2 separate regions of the Homo sapiens genome follow, and region 2 is linked to region 1. A link is a contact called in ENCODE Hi-C data. All regions are on one chromosome and are shown on one strand. The core of a region is the stretch at or near the end of the contact, and the rest is flanking DNA. Distances in the headings are between cores, read along the strand shown. Region 1 has its middle 16 kb from the start of LAMP2. Region 2 has its middle 79 kb from the start of CT47B1.

Region 1 (5,151 bases), core at 1,150-3,649:
CAGGGCAACACGTCGGTGCAAGCTTAGATGCCTTCCTGCAGCTCAGTGCCAGCTGAGCCAACTCAGGTCTCCCACACTAGCCTGCACTTGGCAATGACGCTTCTCCCATCCAACCCCGTAGCCACAGGAAAGGCCACATGTGTTGACTTGGGAAATGTGAAGCAGGGAAAACTTCATGATGTAGGCTGCATCTGAGCTGAATGCTTCAAAGTAAGGGAGAGGGAAGGGGGAAGAAAATGAATACCGACTAGCCTTATGTCTCAGGCTCTCTGCTAGGAACTCTACTTGCTTTTGTTCATTAATGCTCTGCTCACAATAATACTATCAGGTAGGTGGTTCGATCACCAATGAGAATAAAAAAAAAATAAGTGCCATTGGTGGTGATTACACCACTGATGATAATGACAAAATAGAAATAAATACCATTGATTACACAGTAGTATGTATCAGGTAGCGTTCTGGGCCTTCACATTCATTATTATCTCATTTAATCATTAAAAGTCCTCCAGGCCTGGGAAACTTTCTATTTTTTTTTTTTTTTTTTTTGAGACGGAGTTTCACTCTTGTTGCCAAGGCTGGAGTGCAATGGTGTGATCTTGGCTCACTGCAACCTCTGCCTCCCAGGTTCAAGTGATTCTCCTGCCTCAGCCTCCTGAGTAGCTGGGATGACAGGCATGCACCACCATGCCTGGCTACTTTGTGTATTATTAGTAGAGACGAGGTTTCACCATGTTGGCCAGGCTGGTCTCGAACTCCTGACCTCAGGTGATCCATCTGCCTCGGCCTCCCAAAGTGCTGAGATTACAGGCATGAGCCACCACACTCAGCTGAAACTTTCAGATTTTAAGGACACTCACCGACCTCCTATTCTCTTACCTTCTAGTAGCAGGGCTGACGGATTTCACTTAGGATCGACTTTTGTGAGAATCATTCTCCCAGTAATTCCACACAAATTTATTATGAGACAGCAGCCCATATTTGAGGCCCACGTAGAGTTGAGGTTCCCCCCAAATTACTCTCCTTCTACTCCTCCCTTGCTGACCCTGATTCACTCAGGAACTCTGTGAGAAAGCCGAGGCTCAGAGAAAGTGAGGAATTCAACTTAGCTCACACAGCTGGTATATGGCAGTTTCCGTTCAGACCGACGTTGGCCTGACCCCTTAGCCAGGGTTCCTGACCCCTGTGCCGGGCTATCTCCTACGGGGCTATGATCACTTGTTTTCTTTCTTTTTTTCTTTTCTTTTTTGAAGAATAGTGGCTTTGTGTTTTCTTCGGTGTCAGGGCAATAGTAAATCAAATATTAACTAAACATCCTCAGGAAAACTTTGCAAGTAAAACCACGTGCCTATATTTACAGAAATTAAAGGCTTTAAAATAAATGGCAGTTAAATTACGAAATTGGGCAATAGATGTGATTTTTTTTCTCTACTCGGTGATGTAGATAAAAGAAACACATTTTGTATTTTTATCAGTTACTTAATCTTAGTTATCATGTATTAATCTTCTGAATGTGCTTCTTTTAAACAACTTTATTGAGGCATCAGTGACATATAATAAACTACATATATTTAAAGTGTACTATTTATTTGTTTTTAGGAAACTTCGCTAGCAGAAATAAAGTGTCCAATTAATTAAATTTTGACAAGTGCACATGTGAAACAATTGTGTTTATGCCAATCAAAGTCATTTATAGCTACAGCGGCACCCACAGACATGCCAACCCAGGACAGGTACTAAGCCTAGTGGCTTTGGTGCAGGTTCATGCTCGCATAAAGGCCACCAGATGAGTAGGTTCGCTGAAGAAAGACTTCAAAGCACCTACTGCCAGCTACTGCCAGCGAAGTCCGAAGCGCCACCTTTAGACATAAAAGGGCAGCACTTCATCGTTCTTTTCGCGCAGAGGCCACAATTAACTGGCAAGGATTGCAAGCTACTCCTGGCGCCAAAGCCAAGAATAGAGCTGTATCCAACTGTAAAAACAAACTGCATTTAAAGCTGAGGCCTCCAGGGGGAGAAAGGTCCTGGAGGAATGCCTAGAAAGCTGCCAAGCCGCCGGAGTCACTAGCTCAAAGTACAATAGTGGCTTTGCTGAACAAGGTCGCCTTGACCGCTGGCAGCGAGTGCGGCCTTTCACAGCTGCAGCCGGCCCCCAAAACGTACCAAACGCAAGAGACACAAAAGGCCAATGTTTCGCCCTGATCGCTGTGTTCCTGGTCCGCAACCCAGACCCACGTGCCTGAAGGCGCGCCAGCCGGGCCCAGTTGCCCCTCCTTCCGCCACCTTCTCAGTGCTCCGCCCAGTAGGGAAACCGAAGGATTGATTAAAACCGACCCTCCTCTTCCCTTTAACAAGACCAAAAGTGGGTGGAGAGGGAAGGGAAGTCTAAACGCGTCTGATTAGTTTCGTTTTTATTAAAATCTTCACGTGATTGCCGTACTCTTGACTCAGCGATTTCTCCAAACGGCCTCCTTGAATTTATTGGTTTGTCATCACCGCCTTCATCTTTTCTTGTACAGTCCTACCTACCAGTTTTGAACATTTAAACGGAATTCCTCCATTCAATACAAAGAACAAATACATTTTAAACCTTTAAAAATGAAGATCAAGATTTGATTTCTAAAAATTCAATTTAGTCAATTCATTTAGCCAAATTCATTTCAAGCCCACAAATGACAAGATATGGGTTTTAAATAACCACTTGACATGAGGCTCCTCCCTCATTTCCCACAGAAGGAACTGCCACACATTTTCTTAAAAGGACCATCAGTTTTTCTCACTCTTCTACCTTGGTTCCCGAGCAGTGGGACCACAGGTATGCACCAACACGTCCAGCTATTTTGTGCATTTTTTTTGTAGAGACGGGGTTTTGCTATGTTTCCCACACTGGTCTTGAACTCCTGGGTTCATGCGATCCTACTGCCTTGGCCTCCCAAAGTGCTGGGATTGCAGGCGTGAGCCACCGCGCCTAGCTACTTAGCAATTTTCATTCCACAACATATTGTAATGAACTGTAGTTACCATGTTGTATAATAGATCTTATAGATTCGTTCTTAAGCAAATGAGTGATTAGATTAAAAACTTGATAAACAGTTGTCCTGGAATTTTTTCTCCCTCAATAGTGACAACTCAATAGTCACCTCAATAGTGACAATTCTGGAAAGTTTTGTGCAAATCAAATTTTAAAAAATCAAACCTGGATTTTGTTTTTAAAGTTTACTTTAATCTTTTTTAAAATTTTATTTTATTTTGTTTCGAGACAGAGTCTCACTCAGTCACCCAGGTTGGAGTGCAGTGGTGCGATCTCGGCTCACTGCAACCTCTGCCTCCTGGGTTCGAGCGATTCTCCTGCCTCAGCCTCCGGAGTAGCTGGGATTACAGGTGCACCACCACACCTGGTTATTTTCAGTAGAGATGGGTTTTCACCATGTTGGCCAGGCTGGTCTCCAACTCCTGACCTCAAATGATCTTCCCCACCTTGGCCTCCAAAGTGCTGGGATTACAGGCATGAGCTACCGGGCCTGGCCATATATTAATCTTTACAATAAAAATAATACACTCCCATTATAGAAAATGTAGACAGACAATTCAAAAGAATAAAAGGAAATTATTTACAATCTTTACACTCAGAAACAATCTGTTAATAATTTGGTGTCTTTCCTTCCAGTATTCTTATTATGGATTTTGTTTGTTTTTCCTTTTTTTAATAGCCCAATATACCAATTTAAGGTATATAATATTATGGATTTTTAAAAATAATTGTAATTATACAATTTTGTTTTCAACTTTCTCCCCCATTACAATATTAGCATTTTCCCATTTTATTAAGAACATAACTTTTAATGACTGTTTACTAGTCCATTGTATGAATTGAACGTTGATCATTTAATCTCAGTTTCTCCATTGTAGGACATATGGGTTCAATTTTTTATTCAATTGAACGAACTATTTAAAATAACTGTCTGGACGCAGTGGCTCACGCCTGTAATCCCAGCACTTTGGGAGGCCGAGGCGGGTGGATCATTTGAGGTCAGGAGTTCAAAATCAGCCTAACCAACATGGTGAAACCCCATCTCTACTAAAAGTACAAAAAAATTAGCCAGGCGTGGTGGCACATGCCTGTAGTCCCAGCTACTCAGGAGGCTGAGGCAGGAGAATCGCTTGAACCTGGGAGGCAGAGGTTGCAGTGAGCTGAGATTGCGCCACTGCACTCCAGCCTGGGTGGCAGATTGAGACTCTGTCTCAGAAAAAACAAAACAAAACAACAACAACAACAACAACAACAACAAAAACATGTAGTAAATTCTTTATATGAAGTGAGGCATCCTTTGAAATGTGAAAAGCTGCTCCCAGATCCAGTCTATTTTTATAAGTTTGAGTTCTCATTTATTGGAATTGGTTTAAGGCAAAAACACACCTGAACTTTTTTTTTCTTTTTTAAGTTTTAGAGTTGTTTGAGGTTTTCCTACACGTTTATGTTGTAAAAATAAAAATCTCAAATTATTGTTCTAAGAATCATTTGTGTTTTTCTGAAGCGTTCCAACATCATATATATTGGTAAGTACCTAGATTTAGTGAAAAGAGTGATTTTACCCCCTTCCTACTTATTCCTCCCCACTGAAGAGAGAAGAGAAACTTGGAAAGAATGGGTGCCAGTAGAATAGCAATTACGGTTGGGGCACCAGGCGTGGGGTGGGGAGGAAAGGGACTGAGTGAGCATCAGGGGAGTTGAGGCAAGTCAAAGGCAGTATACCTGCCTCCAAATGTTTGCAGCCTAGCCAGCCAAAATGAAATCAAATAGGTGTATAATATTTGGAGAGGCAGATTCTAAGTCACAAAATGTCTTATTCTCTTATAGCCCTACTCCAGGATCTGGCCTAGTAATAGGCACCACGAAGACAATAAATTCATTAATTTGACAGCAGTATTTACTGAGTATCTACTATGTACCAGGCACTGTTCTTAGTGCTAAGGGATATATCAGTGAACAGAAAACACACCAATCCCCTCACTTTGTGGCATTAATATTTTAATGGGAGAAGACAGATAGTAAGTGCACGACATTAGTAATTAAATTCTATTTTGTGTTAGAAAGAGATAAGTGCTATGAAAAAATGGACAGGAAAAGGGAGTTTGAAAGTGTGTTGGTGGGGT
Region 2 (5,151 bases), core at 1,072-3,571, 310 kb before region 1:
TAGCCATCGTAACAGGTGTGAGGTAATATTGCAGTTTCAATTTGCATTTTCCTGATGATTAGTGATGTTGTGCACCTTTTCATATGCCTGTTTGCTATTTATGTGCATGACCAATATTTTATATATTTGTCTGATGTTACTTCCTCACATCCACATCCCCAGCCCAGTGAAGGACCAAGGATAGGCTCCTGACCCAAGGGCCACCAATCTACATTCTGGCCAGTGATCTAAAACAGAACCAGGTATAAAAATATAAACTAGGGCAATCAGATTCTCTCTCAGGAATTTGCCCTAAAAATATGAGGTGGGGGGGAAGAGAAAGAAAGAGAGAGAGAAAGAAACAGGGAGGAAGGGAGAGAGAGAAAGGGAGAGAAATGAAAGAAGTAGGAGCTGAAGCTGAAAGAATACCTAGAGAGGAATATGAAAAAGTCAGAAATATAAGGGAAAAGATAGAAACCTGAAGGCTTGATAGGCCATGCAAACCAAAATTATAAGGGAGCAGGAACAACAAATTAAATAGGAATTAGGAACTATCCAAAAGCTAACCTGGGCAGAGGAAAACACTTAAGGCAGTCAGTAGTGAGGGGGAAGTAGAGCTGAGCCATTTTAATGACAGAACTCTAGGGTGAAAAGTCTTAGAACCCTGCTGAGGTCCCTGAAGCTGCCATGAAGCCAAGTACAATTCCCATGAGGTCCCTCTGCACTCTGGTTTCTGACTTTGCTTCCCCTGAAACCTTTCTTTCTTACTGCTCTTTAACAATACCCCACCACCCCTTTACTTGAGATGACTCGAAAGTGTCTCTATCACTTGCAAACAAAAGAGCCTAATAAAAACAGTTCAAATCAAATATCTGGCTTCTGAGATGTTCATTACCTGGCCTCACCATGCCTTTACAGTCTTCCAGTCCCACAACCCCTCAATGAGAATATCCCACTTCAGAATATCGACTTTGCTAAACCATCACTGCCTATTCTCTGTGTATATATACGGCAGTCAGTTTCTGTCTCCATACCTTTGCTGGCACTTCTGCCACATATCCCCTTACTTGTCTTCACCCCACCAAGTTCTAGTCACCCTTTAAGCCCTGCATCCTCTTGGAAGACTTTCCTAGCTTTGCCATCCTGACATTGCTTCTCCCTGCTCTTCCCCTCGAATCCCTATAGACTAAATTACACAATCTAGCATCTCATTCTGTGCAATCTGCCATCTCATTCTACGCTGTCTTGTTTTTCTCTATTTATGCCAGGTTTTCTATCTCCTCAACTGGTTCTTGAACTCATGAAGAGCAGGAATATATTTCATATTGTTTTCAAGTGCCCCACTGTATCATTATTATTATTCATATTATTATTAACAAATGTTATCAAATATTTGTTGTTTGAGTGGTATCAACATGGAGCACAAACAATCCAACAGGCATATCATAGAACCTCATTACTGCAAAACAATCATTAATGAGAAAACTACACTAATAGGGCCCATGCTGAGTGTGGTCATTGAGGTGCTATCCTAAGAGAAGGGCTGAGCTCAAGGGAAGGCTCCCCTCAGACCCATGGGCCCTGTGAAAGAACCACTTTTTATTTCCTCCAGCAGGGGAGAGAGAAAAGGAAAGGCCTGAGACCTGGGAATGTCAACTAACTGCTTGATATCATGAGAGAACTTACAGCCTACTCTAGGAAAAGCATACAATCCTGACCTCAGCCTTCTTTGGAAACAAGTACCTCAAGGCATAAGCCAGGGAAATGTCAATCTTTCTCCCTTCATCCTGGCAGCTTAGGTTCTGGTTGCCCCTCCTGGGGGAAATGCTCTGGCCCCTCCTCTGAGAACAGCTCTCTTTCTAGGCCAAACCCAAGTCACCTTTGAGAAAAGCCACCATTCAATGTGGGACTTTTAAATATCAAGAGATGCCAAACAGTGCAGAAATCAAGAACTTTCCCTTAGTCAGAGCACTTCCATGCAAGAGGAAAATATGGCTCTACCCAGTGTCATTTCCAAAATTGATAAGGGACCCATACATACATCAGCAGTGCTATTTTGACACTCCATTATGAGTCATAAAATTTCTATTCAACACCCACTTCCTGAGCCCAGGGTATTATTTATTCCAAGGAATTGGTAAGAGGTCTCAACTAAGTGCAGGATAATCTGCTTCTGAAAATCACAGTTAAGAAAAGGGCAAGTTTCTTGTCATCCTCAGAAACTAATATGCAAAAAATAAATCTGACTAAGAACATGTGGGTGGGAAGGTACACGGGAAAGAGGATTTAAGAAAAACTTCACCCATCTTACCCACTCAAAAGCTATTGCTATGCTGCGCCTTTCTTTCTTGGTTTCCTGTTTTTGCTTACAGCAGATAAAACTTGATGGCAATGATCTTAATCTTCTCTGTCAGCCTTCCAAGCTCATTATGGGGAGGGGAAGGGCAGAGATTGTTCCTGTCTTCAGGCGGGAAACCAAAGTTCAAGAAAATGGACTCCAGCAGCAGATGGAAAATGCAGATAGTTCCCAGAGGCTGCTGTGCATACATCTGGAATACCTCCAGATCTGAGACAGAGAAGGAATGCTAATAAGAAATCTAGTTGAAATGAGAACACATGGACACAGGGAGGGAAACAACACACAATGGGGCCTGTCGCGGGAGAGCAGGGTGAGGAGAGCATCAGGAAAAATAGCTAATACATATGGGGCTTAATACCTAGGTGACAGGTTGATAGGTGCAGCAAACCACCAGGGCACATATACACCTATGTAACAAACCTGCACATCCTGCACATGTACCCTGGCACTTAAAATAAAATCAAAAACAAAAAAGATATGTAACTAACCTGCACATTGTGCACATGTACCCTAAAACTTAAAGTATAATAATAATAAAATAAAATTTTTTTAAAAAAGAAATCTAATTGAATATCCGAGAGTGTTCCCTGACCTCATGAATCTGTAGGTGAAAGATGCCAACAAACTTAAAGGGGATTTTTCATTTACTTGGCTGGCCAAGGGTTTGAAATTCTAATATTAAGAATTCAGTCATTTCATTTATCCTTTCCTATATTTGTTTCTTTTTCTCTGGAGTCTTCTTAAAAGGGCAACTACTCATAGGAGGGATTATACACACTCACTAACATTTTAGTGTGATTTAATCTGTCCAATTTTTTCACTGGGTGTATATGAAGAAGAAAGGAAGAGAGAATGTATGCAAAAAAGTCATGCTTTCCTGCATCCTAAAAATGGATTCACAATCATCTCTGCCAACTCATGAACATCAGAATGGGTGTCAGAGGCTATAAAAACCTCCATTTCAGACAATGTCTTCTTTTGGTCAAGGGGCCTGAAAGCTATTGAGTCCTTATGTGTTTGGGGGACAGTTCATTTAAAAAAGTCTAATTAAGAAGTCCTCACAGTGCCACCTCCTCCCCATCCAAAACCTACCACTACACCCCTTAGCAAAGATTATCTGAGCCTCCATGGCTTTACTTGTATTCCCTCAGCCTAGAATGCTAAGTCCCTACTCATTGCCTCAGTAGTAGCTGCTCCTTTTGCCTAGAAAGCTATTCCTCCTGATCTTCACATAAATTACACACTCCTGTCTCAGACAGGCCTTTCTTATCTAACGCATGTCTGCTCTAGCACATTGACAATGTATTTTCTTTATAACCCTTGTCAGCACCTGGTTTCATCTCATCATATTTGTCTCTTACTTGTTTAATGTTTTTGCCCCTCCATACCACCAACTAGAATTTCATGAGGGCAAGAATTGTATCTATTTCATTCACAGATGAGTCTAGAAAAGTGCCTAATCCGTAAGAAACCATACATATTTGTTGAATAAATGACTGGATAGATGAATGACTGAGTCCCTACACTCCACCCCAACCATAACTGAATGCCGCATTATTATATTTTTTAAAATATTGCTCAAGAGGGCCATTCCCAGCAAGACTCACCACTAACCCATTCATTCATAGTAGAAGGAGCAAGCACCCTGGTGATTCTTCATACCAAGCTCCCCTGTTCTAAGTACTGTCTGCCTGGGTATGACTTCCAAGGGAGCAGAGCTAGAGTAAATTCTACTTACTTTCAACAGCCCCAACTGCAGTATCTAACAGAAAGAGGAAATACTACATCATAGTAGCTCACGGAAAGAGAAAATCCTACCTCATAGTACTGGTACTGACCCAATAATGCAACCATAGTGGTGTGGTGTTTTATCACAGCGCTGGTTTTGGCCTCACTGAAATTGGCCACATATGACATTCTTTCAATATGTGGTTTTATGAAATCTCCTAGTACTAAGGACATAGGCAGGAAGATCCAGGGCAGAAAGCCAGGATCCAGAGAGCCAGCAATATGTTAAAGTAAGGGCTTAGACTAGGCAATAGGTTAGTACCTAGGCAAGGAGGTTGCCAGGGATCAAGAGGCACATGTGAACTCAAGGTCAAGGCAAGAAGGTGAAAAGCTGTAGGCTTTCAGTCTTCACAGCCCAAATCCATCTGGTACTCTAAGATACTCTAAGGTACACTAAGGATTCCCTAACAAAGGGTAGGGAAAGGCCTCTGGTCAAGACATATATATATATGTGTGTGTGTGTGTGTGTGTGTATATATGTGTGTGTGTGTGTGTATGTGTGTGTATATATATGTATATATACATATATATACACACACATACACACACACACACACATACACACACACACACACACACACACACACATACAGAATCCTGAAGACCTGCAGAAACCAAATAGGACAAAGTGAGAAAAAGAAAAAAACTAGAAGTGCTAGGCTCATAGAGACCCAGATTTAGAAGCCAATTCCTGTCCTGATCAGGAAGTTTCTTAGATGTTTCTTGTGATGAAAGAACCCTGTATGAGAAAGCAAGGAAGTGAATCAGCCAAACTTGATTAGGAAGGATAAGGAACAGGGTGAACAATAAGAATAAGGGCAAATTCTATAAATAGTTTTGTTGGAAATAGGTAAGCTCTGACTCTAGAGAAGCAGGGGTGTGAGGGGGAGGTTGTCAGAAGTCTTCAGCATGTAGAAACCAAAGTTACTATCAGTCAACACGTGACTAGGTATCAAAGAAGGAATGGCATTGTAGGAAACTGGCTCTGCCATGGAATCCTGATGACCTTACCACACATCCACATA

Evidence for each region. Hi-C counts contacts between places; a loop is a spot of excess contacts on that map. Pooled maps may share reads with other maps.
Region 2: a pooled map shows a loop between it and region 1 (2.9-fold over the local background). The contact joins two enhancer-like sites. A Hi-C loop is called at or near these places in 2 of 168 maps with a recorded cell type or tissue (GM12878 and endothelial cell of umbilical vein) and 9 of 50 pooled maps.

The regions. Positions count from the first base shown.
Region 1 is chrX:120,483,044-120,488,194 of GRCh38, reverse strand. No RefSeq gene overlaps it. Among named protein-coding and RNA genes, the nearest start is that of LAMP2, 16 kb to the right of the region's middle. Within about 2 kb of position 2,399, at least 39 of the 41 ENCODE cell types and tissues checked have a DNase peak (open chromatin) inside an H3K27ac peak, as active enhancers do; they include endothelial cell of umbilical vein, where a contact is called at or near this core.
Region 2 is chrX:120,794,626-120,799,776 of GRCh38, reverse strand. No RefSeq gene overlaps it. Among named protein-coding and RNA genes, the nearest start is that of CT47B1, 79 kb to the left of the region's middle. Within about 2 kb of position 2,321, at least 2 of the 41 ENCODE cell types and tissues checked have a DNase peak (open chromatin) inside an H3K27ac peak, as active enhancers do; they include endothelial cell of umbilical vein, where a contact is called at or near this core.